Regions from separate parts of the Homo sapiens genome. Here region 2 is linked to region 1. A link is an interaction called in ENCODE POLR2A ChIA-PET data of the cell type or tissue named here. Cell type or tissue: A673. All regions are shown on one strand. Each heading gives the region's core, and the rest is flanking DNA. Links, peaks and the distances in the headings are about the cores only.

The links. ChIA-PET counts read pairs that join two places held together with the same protein. Peaks named below come from ENCODE experiments on the same cell type or tissue, not always from the same donor. Only the 100,000 strongest peaks of a DNase experiment are listed, where the experiment ranks them.
Region 2: POLR2A ChIA-PET joins it to region 1 with 15 read pairs; 2 of 35 experiments call an interaction of 5 or more read pairs at or near these places.

What each region holds. Positions count from the first base shown.
Region 1 is chr6:9,794,831-9,803,165 of GRCh38, reverse strand. It overlaps the pseudogene OFCC1. Among named protein-coding and RNA genes, the nearest start is that of TFAP2A-AS2, 610 kb to the left of the region's middle. In A673, for the core only: no CTCF peak of the experiment used is centred there; DNase peaks (open chromatin) are centred at 6,305 and 7,085; H3K27ac peaks cover 1,171 bases.
Region 2 is chr6:10,345,964-10,354,298 of GRCh38, reverse strand. LOC105374921 (a long non-coding RNA gene) reads left to right here and starts at 2,205. Exons shown (of 3, transcript XR_926459.3): 1 at 2,205-2,444; 2 at 4,764-4,877; 3 at 6,253-6,336. RefSeq lists an enhancer at 5,912-7,111. In A673, for the core only: no CTCF peak of the experiment used is centred there; no DNase peak of the experiment used is centred there.

The DNA.
Region 1 (8,335 bases), core at 228-8,227:
ACCTGAGGGCCTGCGATGCCCTTGTTCTGTGAAAACAAATTACTTTAACATTAGCATATCATCTGTGTAACCTGGGAAGCTAAGGCACAGAAAGGGAAGGAAAGGACGAAGCCCTTGCTGATGGTTGAAGATAATCTTCCTAAGATAAAATTAATAATTCACAAAATACAAAAGGAATGATTATGATTTCATTAGATAAAACCCCAGAAAACCACAGATTTTTTTTTGCTTAAATATCAAGTTCAAAAGTCAACTGTAAAGCCGCCACATGAGACACTGTAAAATACATGTATTTGCAAAGCAGGGTTTTTTTTCTTTTTCTTTCCCAGTGATTTTGGATTAAATATGGAGCTAAATATTCTTACTTTAGAATTTTTAACTTTTGGGAAAGTGAGTTTGACTTAACTAATAAACTGTCAGTATTATTGACGTTTTAACCTAGTGTTAGGATACTGAGCAGAAGATGACAGCCAATTACTCCTAGACCATTTTGGCTTTCTAGTTTTTCCTCAGGGTAATGTAGGCTATATTTTCCACACCTACTGCACTGAGCTATAAACTTGACTTCTAGAATGCTGCCCCTAGTTCCCCTAAAAGGAGGACAGGTAGCACTCTAGAAAACATGAATACCAGCATGTTCAATCCGAGAATACTGTATATCACGAGAGGAAGAATGTTTTCTGTTTAGGAAAATGCTTTAGAAAAAAAAAGATTAATCATTTGCTCTGCTCTGAGCGTGGAGACTTATTCAAGCCTCACATTCAGAGACTGCAGAGGCATCTTCTGCTCTTATTCTAAACAAATTTATAGACAAACGGAACACAAAAATCTCTTCAAATACATGCCTTTACTATTGCTTATATTTATTTATTTTTCTTGGAAGCATATTATTAGCAGTTGATGTCCCCCATGGGTTTGTTTTCTAATATATCAGGGCTGTGATACAGTGTGCTGTTTCTGCCACTAATATGTTGCTAAGAGATTTAATAATGGGTAAACAAACACAACATGTGGTAATTCATTTCAAATTAAAAGTTTATTAAACTCTGGCTTGATGACTTTCTGGCTATTTACAATTAAAGGAGTGAAGCTTAGGGAAGGGGTGACCACGTGGTGTGTTTATGGCTGCAGCGTTTCTGTATGAAAAATACGTTTATGATCTTTCACAAGCTGTCCACGTTGATAGGCTCCATATGTAATCTGTTGAGTCAACTACTGTCCTAGGGTCATGAAACAGTGACTTTAGTGCTCATTTGCAGGCACATATGTGTGTGCACACACAAGCACACTCATGTGCACTCACATACACATACTGCAGGATTCCAGACTTAATCCTGTGGTTGATGTTTTAAGTGGTGGTCAGCCTTGCAAATAGGTGGATGTCAGAGGCCAGAAAATACTTATAAAAGGCCAGAAGAAGAGACTCATGATATAACTTTTGGATTATCGCCATCTTTTAGGTTGTTTTACTTTTCAGGAGTCAGTCTAGGCTAATATTTCACACACTTGATAATTTTGTTTTGAATGTGCCTGCATTGCATGAGCAGTGTTCTCTGGCAGGATCTATATCTGTTTCGTGATGCTGAATTCAATTCAGAATTTTGTTGTGCAATCACGAGAACGAATCATGCTACCAAATGCTATGGAATTCTAAATCAAAGCAACACCCAGTCCTTGGCCTTCGAGGGCTTACTTGAGCCCACGCCTGCTCCACCGTGAGATATGCAAGTGTCCACATATCCAAGAGATGACGAGAAGGCCCACCAGCACTCTATTTACATAAGGGGCCTGCAAGCCTTCTCAGAGAGAATTCAAACGTGGAGAAGAATTGAAGCAGATGCAGTTGGCTAAATAGAGATTCAGTTGTTAGGTGAGAGGGGCGATTGTGGGAAATGTATGATGTCCAGGAATCACGTTGTTCTTTAGCCCAGTCATCTCACAGTGGAATTCCCAGGGAGAGGGAGGAGTGCTTGGAAACACTCCCCAAACTGCTAAAAGAGAACCATTTCATTGAAATTCTGTCAGACACAGAACTGTATATTATAGTATATACTCTCCTCTGAGACAGTTAGGCGTGCTATATACAAATACAGTGGTCTTCCCTTACCCAAGCTTTCGATTTCCGAAGTTTCAGTTACCTGTGGTCAACTGTGGTCCAAAAATAGTATAGTACAGTAAGATATTTTGAGAAAGAGACCATATTCACATAACTTTTATTACAACATACTGTTAAAATTGTTGTATTTTATTATTAGTTATGGTTGTTAATTTCTTACTGTGACTAATTTATAAATTAAACATTATCATGGGTATGTATGGATAGGAAAAAGTTTAGTGTAGACAGAGTTTGGTACTATGTGAAGTTTCAGATATCCAATGGGGATCCTGGAACTTATCCACCATGAATAAGAGGGAACGGCTCTACTGTGTTCTGTGTGTGGCAACGTTGTAATTCAGGGTGTTATGGAGCCACTGCAGGGAAGCATATATGGATGGAAATTAGTGGTTCATGGGCTCATGTGAGCATGCAGGTGGACTCCTGGAAATAAATGACTGGGCTTTTGAAGTCAATTGAAATTGGTCTGAACTTTTAATATGACCCCGTTTTTAATCCTGTACTGATGTGATCTGGGGACATATGTGTTAGTTTCACAATCTTGTTCTGGGGCTAGAAGGATAATTTAGAGTTCAAAAGGCAAGCATAGTCGGGAATTATCTGGGGGTAAAAGGAAAACCACCAGCTAAGTTAAGAAGTCACATAGTATAAGGTGTATTTGAGGAACTATAAGGAACCACTGGGTTCCAGTATACAAATTGGGATGGATTTGGGCAAGGATCATTTTAGGGCACAAAATCCAGTAAGAAGGACATTACATTAGCTTGGAGAAGAGATGGTAAGGACCTGAGGTAGAACACTGCTGTGGGATGCACTCTAGAGACGTGATAAAATTGCATTAACAGGACTTGGAAAGTGAAGAGCTGTGTCATAAGCAAAGATGTGAAGCTTGTAGGCAAGACTATTTGTATCCCAGGTTTCCAGGAAAATAGCGTTGCCCTTATTGGAGATAAGAAACCCAAAGGAGCAGGTATCAGATAAAAGTTAACCAGTTACTTTTGGACAAACTGAATTTAAGATGTTAGGGGAAATTAAGAAGACAATGACTTGCTTGGAGTTGAAAAGATGAATTTAAAGCTCAGAAGTAACATATGGGTGCCATCCTAATATTCAGGCTAAAGCCACAGGAATGAATGAGTTTACCAAGGAAGAAAAGAGTAGACCTAAGAGTAGGACATTCTTAATTGAAGGGACAGGTAAAAGAAAAGATGCAGGAAATTGCAAAAGAACACTCTGAAAAAGCAGAACTAGGAGGTCAGACATTGTGGAGGTTTAAGTCTCAAGAGGGAAGAGAGTGGTTACATCAGTAAGATAAACTGTTGCAGCACTAATCAGACCTGATGTGCATAGAAATCACCCAGAGATCTTGCTAAATGGAAAATTCTAATTCATCAAGTTTGAGGTGGGCATTAATTCTGTAGGTCCCATGTGATGCCTATGGCACTGGTCTGTGAACCTCACTTTGCTTCAGATTACCAGGATAAAAATGAAAAGACAGTTGCCTAGAGCTGCTTCTGAAGGCACCAGCTCTATCTATTCCCACTTCCACTTACTGGTTTAAGTCTTAAAAAATTATTCTTAGAGAGATTACAATTGCAGGACAGTAGTCTTTGTTTGGCTTATTTATGTATCCCAGGTTCTACAAGATACATAAATGTATGATGTCCCAAATCATAGCTTCTCAGTAAACATTTGCAGAATGAATAAATGAATATAGCTCTGAATACCAAGTAGGATCAGAACTCTTTTCTATGGAAAGCAGTCAAGTAGGCATTTTATTTATTGCATTTTTTAAATTAAAATACAGTAAAATTGACTTTTTTAAAGAGTATTCAGTTCTGCGTACAAATACAGATTTGCGTAATCACCACCACAGTAAGAATAAAGAAACATTTCATTGCCACTCCCCAACCCTTCAAAAAAACTGTGTGCTGTGTTTTACAGGCACCTCCTTCCCTCCACCCATCCTAATCCCTGGCACTCACTGATCTGTTTGTCATCACCGTAGTTTTATCTTCAAAATTGGCATAGTTGTCATTACAGTTTTGACTTTTTAAATTGTCATACAGTATGCAACCTGTATGCATACTGGTTGAGATTGGCTTCTTTCACTCAACATAGTACCACTGAGAGTCATACAAGTAATTGTGCATATCAACAGTTCGTACCCCGTCATTGTTGAGTGGTACCCCTTTATATGGATGTACCACAGTTTATCTGTTCCTTAACTCAAGGACATTTACATTGCTTCAATTTTTGGCAATTATGAAGAGTTGCTATACATGCGCATAGGCAAGTTTTTGTGTGAATATAGTATTTACTTATTCAGAATACATACCTACGAGTGTGATTGCTGGATTGTATTGTATGTGTATATTTAACTTTTTAGAAACTGCCTGTTTTACAAAGTGACTGTATCATTTTACATTTTCACCAGCAGATGGGAGTTTCAGTTGCTCTGCATCCTTATCAGCACTTAGTATTGTCAGTCTTTTAAAAGTCCTAATTTGTGTGTAGTGGCATCTCATGATTTCAATTTAGATTTCTTTAATGACTAATGTACTTATTTGCCATATATCCTCTTTAGTAAAGTATCGGTTCAAGTCTTATGCCCATTATTTTAATTGAATGGTTTATTTATTTGTTTTTCATTGTTGAATTTTGAGAGTTCTTATCCATTCTGGATACAGATACTTTTTTGCAAATGCTTTCTGTCTGAAGTTTATCTTTTTATTTTCTTAATATTGTCTTTCACATAGCAAATGTTTTGAATTTTGATGAAGTTCAATTCATAATTTTTTAAATGGATTGTACTTTTGAGGTCATGTCCTTGAACCCTTTGCCTACACTCCAGTTCACAAGATTTTCTCTTACGTTTTATTTGGAAAGTTCTATAGTTTTGCACTCTACATTTAATCCAATGATTCATTTGGAGTTAGTTTTTGAGTAAAGGGTGAAGTTAAGTTTGAAGGTTTTTAATTTATTTTCACATATGAATGTCTAATTGTTCCAACAACATTTGTTGAAAACACTCTTCATTTATCGTTGAATTGCCTTTGCAGTTTTGTCAAAAATCAACTGGCCATATACCAGTGGTTCAATGTCAGTGACTTATTTGGTGACCTGGCAAGAGGGCTCTGCCTAATATATACTGTTATAGATATGATAGACATAAGCCAGTATATCTGTAAGCCATAAGGTAGAGGAAGAATGAAAAGATGACAAATTAATTATAGCTGCAGTGGGAGCCATAGAGGCACACATGGAAGTAGCTGAAGTCTCTCCATACTGAAGCTCAGGAACAGGAAGCCATAGACAAATTGGACAGCAGAGCTTAGCTGGTATGCTCAGACAGTAAGAGACCTACTGTGTGACTTTGAATGGTTCTGTATCTGTGGTCAGTTTTAGCCAAGTCTCCATATCATGTTCCCTGAAGGGCTGAGGCCACCATTCCCACATGTATAAGATAAGGGAAGCAAGTTGTTCTCAGACACGATTAATTATCCCAAACCAGAGATACATATTTTCAGTTAATAATTTGCCAGTCAATTGTTTCCCTGTTTCTGTGGAAGAATCATTAATCTGGCATTTGAAAACAGCACATATGACTTTGCTTTTGACAGCTGGAGCTGAGTTTGTGGAGAAGCTGTCTCAAATAATTCTCTATCGTGTGTATCTCTAATTATTTTCAGATAGCTCTTAAGGAATGAGTACTTCTATAAAATATATCCAAGCTTTTAAGAATGTGAAATTGACATTACAGAATTGCCATTTGGTGAAATGTTGAGGCAATTTTTAGACTTTAACTGTGGCATTTTTTATCTTAAATGTCTTCGTTTTCAAGTAGCATAGGTGGATCTAAGTCCTTTATCTCAGTGTAAAATTGAGCCTCGGGGAACCACAGTATGTTTCAAAGTGATTAATCTGCATAAAAAGCTAATTACCTGCAATTTTTAAATGCCTTTATTTAAGATATGGAAATGCATCAAAATATTTTAATTCACAGAAATGCTCAAAATATTTTAAAGCAATTTAAATCTTTTTTAAAGCTTCCATTGCTCAAGGTAAATCCTTCCTTCCTTCCTTCCTTTCTTCCATCCTCCCTCCCTCCCTTCCCCCTCCTTCCCTCCCTCCTCCCCTCCCCTCCCCTTACCTTCCCTTCCCTCCTTCTTGGCTGTGAAGTTGTAACCTTGTAACTTCATTTGCAAACTGAATATGACTTCCAATAGCTGCAACATTAAACTTCCTAAACTGGGGCTTAGCTGGGAAAATTTTTTTTGTTTTTGAGACGGAGTCTTACTCTGTTGCTACGCTGGAGTGCAGTGGCGCGATCTCAACTCATTGCAACCTCTGCCTCCCGGGTTCAAGTGATTCTCCTGCCTCAGCCTCCGAGTAGCTGGGACTACAGGCACACGCCACCACGTCCAGCTAATTTTTGTATTTTCAGTAGAGACAGGGTTTTACCATGTTGGCCAAGATGGTGTCGATCTCTTGACCTCTTGATCCGCCCGCCTCGGCCCCCCAAAGTGCTGGGATTACAGGCGTGAGCCACTGCACCCACCCGGCCTAACTGGGAAAATTTCACACAAACGTTAATTGGAGGTGTAGTGAGTATTTGCACCATTAACAGATTTCTTTTAAAACATTATTATAATTTGTTTTAATCTTTGGCTTATTTTGTGAGGTTCTTCACTATCCTTCACAGCTCATTACAAGAATGGTTTTTTGTTTGATCCACTTCAATCTCAAAGTCATTTCTGAAAACTGCTGGAATTCAAAAAGCTTTAAACAGTCATGCAGGTCTTTAATTGTAAATTAGTTTTGACAGGACTACGATGCAGAGGGCTGCCTGGTTCCAAAGTGATGCTAGCTGACAACTCCTGCCTGCTCTGGGAGCAAAGGAACATGTGGAAGGAATTGTTCTTTTACATTTCACAGCTGGTCATTTCCTCTGCAGGGCAGCCCCTGACCCCTCTGAGAGATTCTGACACCCAGAAGGGAAGTGTTCCCACTGATGTAAAGGAAGTAGAGAACCAGTTTGACGCTAAGAAAAAAGGGAGGAGGGTGTGCTGAAAAGATCTGGGGGACAGAGAGACAAGACGGGCTTAAAACGTTTCCAGCAGGTTCGAATCTTTGCTGCATTGTTTCCTGTCATGAATGAAGACCAAAAATCTGTTTATTTGGAAGGGCCCAAAACATTCTGAGTTTTTCTTAATGCTATCTTTTAAATTTTTCTTTTTTTTAAGTGGACGAGGCAATAAAAATGAAGTTGTCACATGTGAATGATCCAAATTGAGGTTTGAGGAAAATTTACAAATATCTGTTTCCTGATCTACTCCAATACATTGGTGTGTGAGATATGTTTCCAATTACGAAGTGTGTGTGGATTAGATCAACAACATCAGATTGCAGCTTGTGTTTTCAGGACATTTTACATTCTCAACATATTATTTGGTCTTATATATTCATCACAATCCATTTATCCTCTGTATTTGTGCAATTTAACAGTGCAGTAAGAAAACATAAGAGGGCAATTGGATTGTATTATTATTCAAACAGGTTTGCCATTTTTTTCCACTGAGTAACATAGACCATTTCAAAAGTCAAATGATCAATTTTTTGGCAGCCACCAATGAAGTCATTTTCAAAAGTTCTTCTTCTTCTTCTTCTTCTTCTTCTTCTTCTTCTTCTTCTTCCTCTTCCTCTTCTTCTTCCTCTTCTTCTTCTTCTTCTCTTCTTCTTCTTCTTCTTTTTCTCCTCCTCCTCCTCCTCCTCTTCCTCCTCCTCCTCCTCTTCCTCCTCCTCCTCCTTCTTCTTCTTCTCTTTCTCCTCCTCCTCCTCCTCTTCTTCTTCTTTCTTCTTCCTTTTCTTCTTTTCTTCTTCCTCCTTCTCCTCCTCTTCTTCTTCATGCTTGAAACCCTTTTTCAGAATATATACTTGTCTGAGTGTGCTCTTTAAAGCAGGGAAAATGAACACTTACTTTCTCCCTGCCCTCCCACAGCCCTAATCCCATTTTGTGAATGTGTGTGTATATGTGTTCTTTAATCTATTGTGGTAGACATGTTAACAAAGGCAAACATGCCACGTATAATCAGCAATCATTGATAAGAATGAACTATTCATGATAATAATCCTATTTTTCTTTGGCCAATTTCTCTCATTTAATCTGTGCATATTCAGTGCCTCAGAATTAGACAAATGTCTTTTCAAAAGGATAAT
Region 2 (8,335 bases), core at 261-8,260, 550 kb before region 1:
CTTCCAAGGATTATTTAAATCTCTAGGGAGAGTACCTTTGATTAATTATTTCTTATGATTAGGGCCTATATTCTGTGAAAATACAGAGTCCAAGTTTTAACTTTGTAGATTATTAAATTATAAATTGTATTTCTCCCATAGAGATGCAAATTATTTCTTTCTATTATAAAAGATAATCCCAAAGGTCATAATTTTATCGACCAGTAAGACATTACCCAGTTTTATATCTAACAAGCTCATTTCAACTTTTTTTTTCTGATAGGATAAATAAATACCCATTTTCCCCTCCCTCCCTCCCTCCCTCCCTCCCTTCCTTCCTTTTTTTTTTTTTTTTTTTTTTTCCGGAGTCTCGCTCTATCTCCCAGGCTGGAATGCAATGGCATGATCACAGCTCACTGTAGCCTCAATCTCCAGGCTCAAGTGATCCTCCTGCCTCAGCCTCTGTAAGTAACTGGGACCACAGGCACATGCTACAATGCTCATGCCACCACGCACAACTAATGGAAAAAAATTTATAGAGAGAGGCCTTCCTATGTTGCCTAGGCTGGTCTCAAACTCCTGGGCTCAAAAGTGATTCTCCCACCTTGGCCTCCCAAAGTGCTGGGATTACAGGTGTGAGCCACTATGCCCAGCCAGTAAATGCCCATTTTCTTTTCTTTTCTTTCTTTTTTTGGAGACGGAGTCCAGCTGTATCGCCCAGGCTGGAGTGCAATGGCGTGATCTTGGCTCACTGCAACCTCTGCCTCCCAGGTTCAAGTGATTCTCCTGCTTCAGCCTCCGGAGTAGCTGGGATTACAGGCTCCCGCCACCAGGCCTGGCTAATTTTTGTATTTTTAGTAGAGATGGGGTTTCACTGTGTTGGCCAGGCTGATCTCAAACTCCTGACCTCGTGACCCGCCTGTGTTGGCCTCCCAAAGTGCTGGGATTACAAGTGTGAGCCACCGTGCCCGGCTGACCCATTTTCAAATGCTATTAGAATCACCTTTGCCATCTTATTTGTTCCCTCATTAATTAGTTAAACAAATATTTTACATGAGCTCATTATATGTTCATATGAGGGTGAACGTAAAGAATTATGAAGGGTTGAAGGTTTTACCCTACCTGTAAGTTAACAAGTTAGCCTGTCATGGTTTAATGGATGCTGGCAGAAGACATGAAACTCCTGGGTCAGAGACAAAGGACTTTATGATGAATGGTACAGCAAGCAACATGAACACCAGTGTATTTGTGCCAGTTCCCCTTTCCTCTGCAAGTCCCATAAGGGTGATGTGGATAGACCTAAGTAGATGCCTATACATTCAGTGTGTCACATTATACTAAACTTAAGGAACTTGAATCTTTTATAATGTTTAGTAAGCCTGATTCCCCTTTTCTCCAGAGTGAGACACTATCTCTACCTTCCAAAGCTATTTGTTATGTAAACATCCTTGTAAGGGCAGCTTGGAACAAAGTACCTTGCTTGTAAGATATATAGAAACTTAAGAGACCCATGGAGAATTATCTCCCAACAGCCAATTTTAAAAAATTATACCCTGGCCAGGGTGTAACAGCCTGTAAATGACCACGCCTGGATACTTCCTGGCTGCAATGTCTGGGCTGTTTCCACCGTACTGAGAAAACCCAAGTCCCACTGCATGTGACCAACAAAAGAATCCCCCACTACTATTAGCTCTTTGTATCTTTTCCAACCTAGGGTGGAAGTGGCCTTGGTTTGAAAAAGATGCATCAAAGCACAAAAAACGTGGTAATTAATCAGTTTTATTTCCAAAGCCCTACATGTCTTGAGATGCTTAAAATACTTATTGTGATAAAATTTTAATAGAACCCTAAAACTACAAAAACTTTAAGGCAATTAAAACACTAGTCTGTGAGCAATTTAAGAGCAGGGACCATGTTTTATTTGTTTTTTGAATCGTTGGAACCTAACACAGTGTCTGGTACCTAGTAGGTGTTCACCAAAATTTTTGTCGAATTAGTGAATAAATAAATTAAGAGGGAGGAACACTCCTGTTTACCTCTTTCTTATCCAGTTTCTCTTTGGTCCTTTCCTCTTCTAGAAAACAAAGCAGATATCTGTTGAACTCATTTATGCCCTTTGCTTCAGCTGCTTGTTCCAATAACTTATTCCATATGTTTATTTCCTTTAGTGTGAAAAGATTTGGCTCAAGTTTTCTTTTTTATTTATAGTTTCCTGAGTTTTCAGTCCTGTCCCTGCTCGCCTGTTCCCTTTCCCATACACACACACCCGGGAGTGTGAAGGAGCAAGTGCCGACAGCTACAACCGCGATTCAGAGGTTCTTGAAAGGGTTGCTGTTGTTTCTGGACAGTCATCCTGGGCGGCTGTCCCCAGGCCAGCGAGGCCGACTGCTTAGCCTGCAGCCTGGGCCGCACTCCTGAGACACTCTGCCCCCATCTGACTGGCCACGTGCCCTCTCGCTCCTCAGGTGAGTGCAGCCCATATGGTGATAGAGCGAAATGGGGACAGACCCACTGAGCTCCCACAGGGGCCTAGAAGTACTTGACAAAAGGCCGAGCTTGGAAGGGCACGGTGAGTCAATCTGCTGGCCCAGAGGAAAACCAGAGATTAGAGATCTACGCTTAATTAATAGGCGGTGAGGAAGCCATTTCCAGACTCACCCTGTACTTTCAGAAGCAAATTGTGAATTATTGCCTCGAGAGATAGGCTTTAGAGTGTAAAGTCCATTTTTGTGTCAGTTGAGGAGCCTAAACAAATGTTGAATGGCACCACTTTCTCTTTTTCTTTATTTCCTTTTTTTTTTGAGACAGGATCTCATTCTGTTGTCCAGGCTGGAGTCCAGCGATGCAATCATGGCTCAGTGCAACCTTGAACTCCCGGGCTCAAGCCATCCTCCCACCTCAGCCTCCCAAGTAGTTGGGACTATAGGCATGCACCATCACAACTGGCTAATTTTTAAATTTTTTGTAGAGAGGGGGCTCCCTATGTTGCGTAGGCTGGTCTCGAACTCCTAGCCTCAAGCAATCCTCCCGCCTCGGCCTGGGATTACAGGCGTGAGCCACTGTGCCCAGCCTAATGACACATTTTCTGATTGGACATTAGAATGCCCAAGGGTCGAGCCTAGCAGTGTGCTCCTTCTGGGTGGTTTAAGGGAGGCAGATGCTCTGTGGCTTCAGGGATGTGTAGCACACCTAAGAGCCACAGAGTCACCCTTTCCTAGTACCCTATGAGGCCACATGTAAAGTGCCTCAGTCTGGGGTCATCTTGTTTTCTCTCTTTTTTTTTTTCTTTTTAATCCCCATTTAGCTCCAAGCAAGAGAAGGAACTGGCCCTTCTTTTGCTTGTGCAAGGGTGGATAATGACTTGCATATTCCAGGAGAGTGGTGAGGCTCACCACCTTGATAGCTACATTTTGTCTGGGCTTCTCAAAGAAGGGAGGACGAGGAACAGGTTTTTGGCAGGTTTTGTTCCAGTTAGGGCTGGGCAGCAGTGAAACAGGCTGCCTGTCAAGTCCTGAGTTGTCCAAACTGCAGAAGGAATTCTGCTTGATATAGGAGGCTGGAATAGATTATGTCTAAAGTCTTTTCTAAAAGCACGGCTGAGGGTTTCCCCAAGTTCAGCTTTCTTATAGGAGGGCAGTATGGTGTGTTGATCAAAAGCAGTGGCTGAGGCCAATCAGTCTAGATTTCAACTCTGCTACTTATAGCCTATGCTGTGTAGCCTTAGGCGAAAGTCTGTGCCTTCGTTTTTTCATCTGTAAAATAGGCTCAATGACAGCAGAATCTATTTCATGAGAGCTATGCTGCCTCATCTCATGGAGCTGGTGTAAAAAATAAGTGGATTAGGCTAGGCACTGTGGCTCACGCCTGTAATCCCTGCACTTTGGGAGGCTGAGGTGGTTGGATGACTTGAGCTCAAGAGTTCAAGACCAGCCTGGGCAACATAGTGAAACCCCATCTCTACTAACAGTACAAAAAATTAGGCTGCTGTGGTGGCGTGCACCTATAATCCCAGCTACTCAGGAGGCTGAGGTGAGAGGATGCTTGAGTCTGGGAGGTGGAGGTTGCAGTAAACTGAGATCGTGCCACTGCATTCCAGCCTGGGTGACAGAATGAGACCTTGTCTCCAAAAAAAAAAAAAAAAAAGGAGAAAGAAGAAAAAAAGAAATAAGTGAGTTAATACACAGAGTGTGTAGAACGATACCTGGCCCAGAGTCTGAGATTGATAAAGAATCACTATTATTAACTGTTTAAAACAAACGGGAGCTGGGCACGGTGGCTCACGCCTGTAATCCCAACACTTTGGGAGGCCGAGGAGGGTGGATCACCTGAGGTCAGGAGCTTGCGACCAGCCTGGCCAGCATGGTGGCCTGTTTCTACTAAAAATACAAAAACTGGCCAGGTGTGGTGGCAGGCCCCTGTAATCCCAGCTACTTGGGAGGCTGAGACAGGAGAATCACTTGAACCCGGGAAGCAGAGGTTGCGGGGAGCCGAGATTGTGCCATTACACTCCAGCCTGGGCGACAAGAGTGAAACTCCGTCTCAACAACAACAAATGAACAAACAAAAAGGTTCTGAATTCCCATCTTCCCTGCGATAAGTGGTGGGGTGTTTTCTGTCTTTTTTCCTCGTAACACATCCCCCCAGATTCATGGGAACTGAGCAGGGCAGCTGGGCAGAGGAGGGAGAAGCAGAGACGTGATGTGACAGCAGGAAGGTGGGAAAGAATCAGCTCTATCCTCCTACACAGTGCAAGTCACAGCTGCAACCAACCTTCTTGTTTGCAGTGGCAAAGGAGGAAGAGGCAGTGAGATGGCAAATAGGCAAGGCCACCATCAGTCATTGTCGTCACTGTCACCATCGTCTTGCAGATCAGCCACAATCCTGCCTGCACAGAACAGGTACTCAAGAAATGCTGTTCTCTCCCCAGGGCTGATAACTCCCCGATCTCCACTTTTCAGTCGGCTTCTCTTTTACCTATTCCGGGGCTGCTGTTCCAAAAGCTCTCCAATACCCTCACTCCACTCTTGGCCTCACTCCTAACAGGTTATATCACCTCCCTATGTACAGAGGCCATAGAGACCACTGGGAGAACCACTCAATGTCCCTACTTTTTTTTTTTTTTTTTTTTGAGACGGAGTCTCGCTCTGTCTCCCAGGCTGGAGTGCAGTGGCGCGATCTCGGCTCACTGCAAGCTCCGCCTCCCGGGTTCACGCCATTCTCCTGCCTCAGCCTCCGGAGTAGCTGGGACTACAGGCGCCCGCCACCACGCCCGGCTAATTTTTTGTATTTTTAGTAGAGACGGGGTTTCACCGTGTTAGCCAGGATGGTCTCGATCTCCTGACCTCATGATCCGCCCGCCTCTGCCTCCCAAAGTGCTGGGATTACAGGCGTGAGCCACCGCACCCGGCCAATGTCCCTACTTTCTTTTTCTTTTTCTTTTCTTTCTTTCTTTCTTTTTTCTTTTTTTCTTTTCTTTTTTTTTTTTTTGAGATGGAGCCTCACTCTGTTGCCCAGGCTGGAGTACAGTGGTGATCTTGGCTCACTGCAACCTCTGCCTCCTGGGTTCAAGCGGTTCTCCTGTCTCAGCCTCCCAAGTAGCTGGGATTACAGGCATACGCCACCATGCCCAACTAATTTTTGTATTTTTAGTAAAGATGGAGTTTCACCATGTTGGCCAGGCTGGTCTCGAACTCCTGGCCTCAGGTGATCCACCTGCCTTAGTCTCCCAAAGCGCTGGGATTACAGGTGTGAGCCACCTCGCCCGGCCAGTCCCTACTTTCAAACCTGGTTTTCCCATGCTGTAACTCGTTAATCCATGTGTCTGAGAAAATAGCAGTTCCTCTCCTCTCTGAGGCTAAGCTCTCTGCTACCCGGGCATGGCGCGTGAATCCCTTCTGCTTCATTTGCCACAGCCACTGCCTCCTATGCTAACTGTGAGAGCCCTCTTTTCTGAATATTCTATTGTTTCCTCTCCTTTAGCTCCCTCCTTGGAGCTGACAAACATGTCCATGTCTCCTTAAACCTAAAATCATCTACATGCCCGTACTGTCCCATCTCAAGATACTACTCTGTCTCCTTTCTATGTTGGGAAGTTTCTTGAGCAAGGAATTCCTTTCTCTTTTCGTCCTTGGGTCATTTAATGCACTTATGTGGCTTTGACCAACATTGAGATCTCAGTTGTGACCTCTCCCTGTCATCTGCTCCTGAGGTTCCGTGGGCGTTTCCAGTGTGATGCATCCCAAACCAAGCACATCATGTTCCTCCCTGAACCAGGTGATCTTCCTCCTGCTCCCTCTTCCATTTGGAATACTGCCGTCACCACCTGTGCAGTCTCTCCGACCAGAAACCTCAGTGTCATCCTGATTCATCCCCTCCCTCAGCCTCCTCATCGAATGAGTCACAGAGAGATTTTACTGGAAGATAATTCCCAGCATGTGCTTGCTGAGTCCTCTCAGACTTGTTTCTGAAATCTGACTTCCTACCCTTCACTCCATTGCCCCTCTCTGTTCAGCTCCTCACCTTTCCCTTGAGCTACTGCACCAGTCCAGCCACCCTCTCCCTTCCACCAACCTCTCCCCTTGCGTGGGCCTCAGTGTGTCCTGCTGAAATACGCACATTGACATCCTAACCCCCAAGGTGATGGTGTTAGGAGATGGGGCCCTTGGGAGGTGATTAGGTCAGAAGGGCAGAGCCCTCATGAATGCGATCGGTGCCTTTATAGAAGAGTCCTCAGAAAGCTGCCTTGCCCTTTCCACCATGTGAGGGCACAATGAGAAGGCACTGTCTATGACAACCAAGAAGTGTGTCCTCACCAGACACCAAATCTTTCTTTGTTTTCTTGAGACAGAGTCTTGCTCAGTCACCCAGGCTGAAGTGCAATGGTGCTATCTTGGCTCACTGCAACCTCCGCCTCCCAGGTTCAAGTGATTCTCCCACCTCAGCTTCCCAAGTAACTGGGATTACAGGCACCCACTACCAGGCCCGTGTAATTTTTGTATTTTTTTGTAGAGATGGGGTTTCACCATGTTCTCTAGTTTGGTCTTGAACTCCTGACCTGAAGTAATTCATGCACCTTGGCCTCCCAAAATGCTGGGATTATAGGCGTGAGCCACCGCGCCCAGCCACCAATCTATTGGTGCCTTGATCTTGAACAGCCCAGTCTCCAGAACTAAATTTCTGTTGTTTATAAGCTACCTAGCTTATAGTAGAGTTGACTCTTGAATGACATGGGTTTGAACTGCCTGGGTCCACTGATATGTAGATTTTTTTCAATAAATTTATTGAAAAAGTTTTTAGAGATTTGCAATAATTTGAAAAAACTTGCAAACTGCTGTAGCTTATATGGCAAATATAGGCAAAAAAAATACTGAAAAAATTAAGAAAAAGCTATGTCATGAATGCATAAATTCTATATAGATACTGGTCTATTTATTTGTTAATCAGCTTTATGTTATGGGTAAGGTGACGTGGTTTGGATCTGTGTTCCCACCCAAATCTCATATTCAGTTGGAATCCCCAGTGTTGGAGGTGGGGCCTGGTGGGAGGTGATTTGATCATGGGGACGGTTTCTAATGCTTTAGCACCTTCTCCCCAGTGCTGTTCTCATGATAGGGTTCTCACGAGATCTGATTGTGTGAAAGTATGTGGCACCTTCACCCTCTCTCTCTTCCTCCTGCCTCGACCACGTGACATGTTGTCTCCCTCTTCACCTTCCACCATGATTGTAAGTTTCCCGAGGCCTACCTAGAAGCCAACAGATGCTGCCATGCTTTGCTCTGTCGCCCAGGCTGGAGTACAGTGGTGCGATCTCGGCTCACTGCAACCTCTGCCTCCTGGGTTCGAGCGATTCTCCTGAGTAGATGGGATTACAGGTGTGCACAACCACTCCCAGCTAATTTTTGTATTTTTAGTAGAGACGGGGTTTCATCATGTTGGTCAGGCTGGTCTCGAACTCCTGACCTCATGATCTGCCCGCCTCGGCCTCCCAAAGTGCTGGCATTACAGGTGTGAGCCAACGCACCCGGCCAACCTCTTTTGTTTATAGGTATTTCTTTATAGCAATGCCAGAACGTACTACTACATAAGGCTTCTGGTCAACAGTAGGCTATTAGTAGTTAAGTTTTTGGAGAGTCAAAAGTTATACGTGGATTTTCTACTGCACAGGAGTTGGCACTCCAAACACCCCCATACAGTTCAAGGCTCAACTGTATTTTCTTATAGCAGCCCAAACAGGCTAAGAAAAGTCTATTCTCTAATCTGTTGATGATGTAATTTATTTAAGTGGAAATTCTTAAAATCTTCATGGGTTTTCTGAAGCCCTACAAAGTCAAGTCCCCACTCCTTAAATCCTGAATAT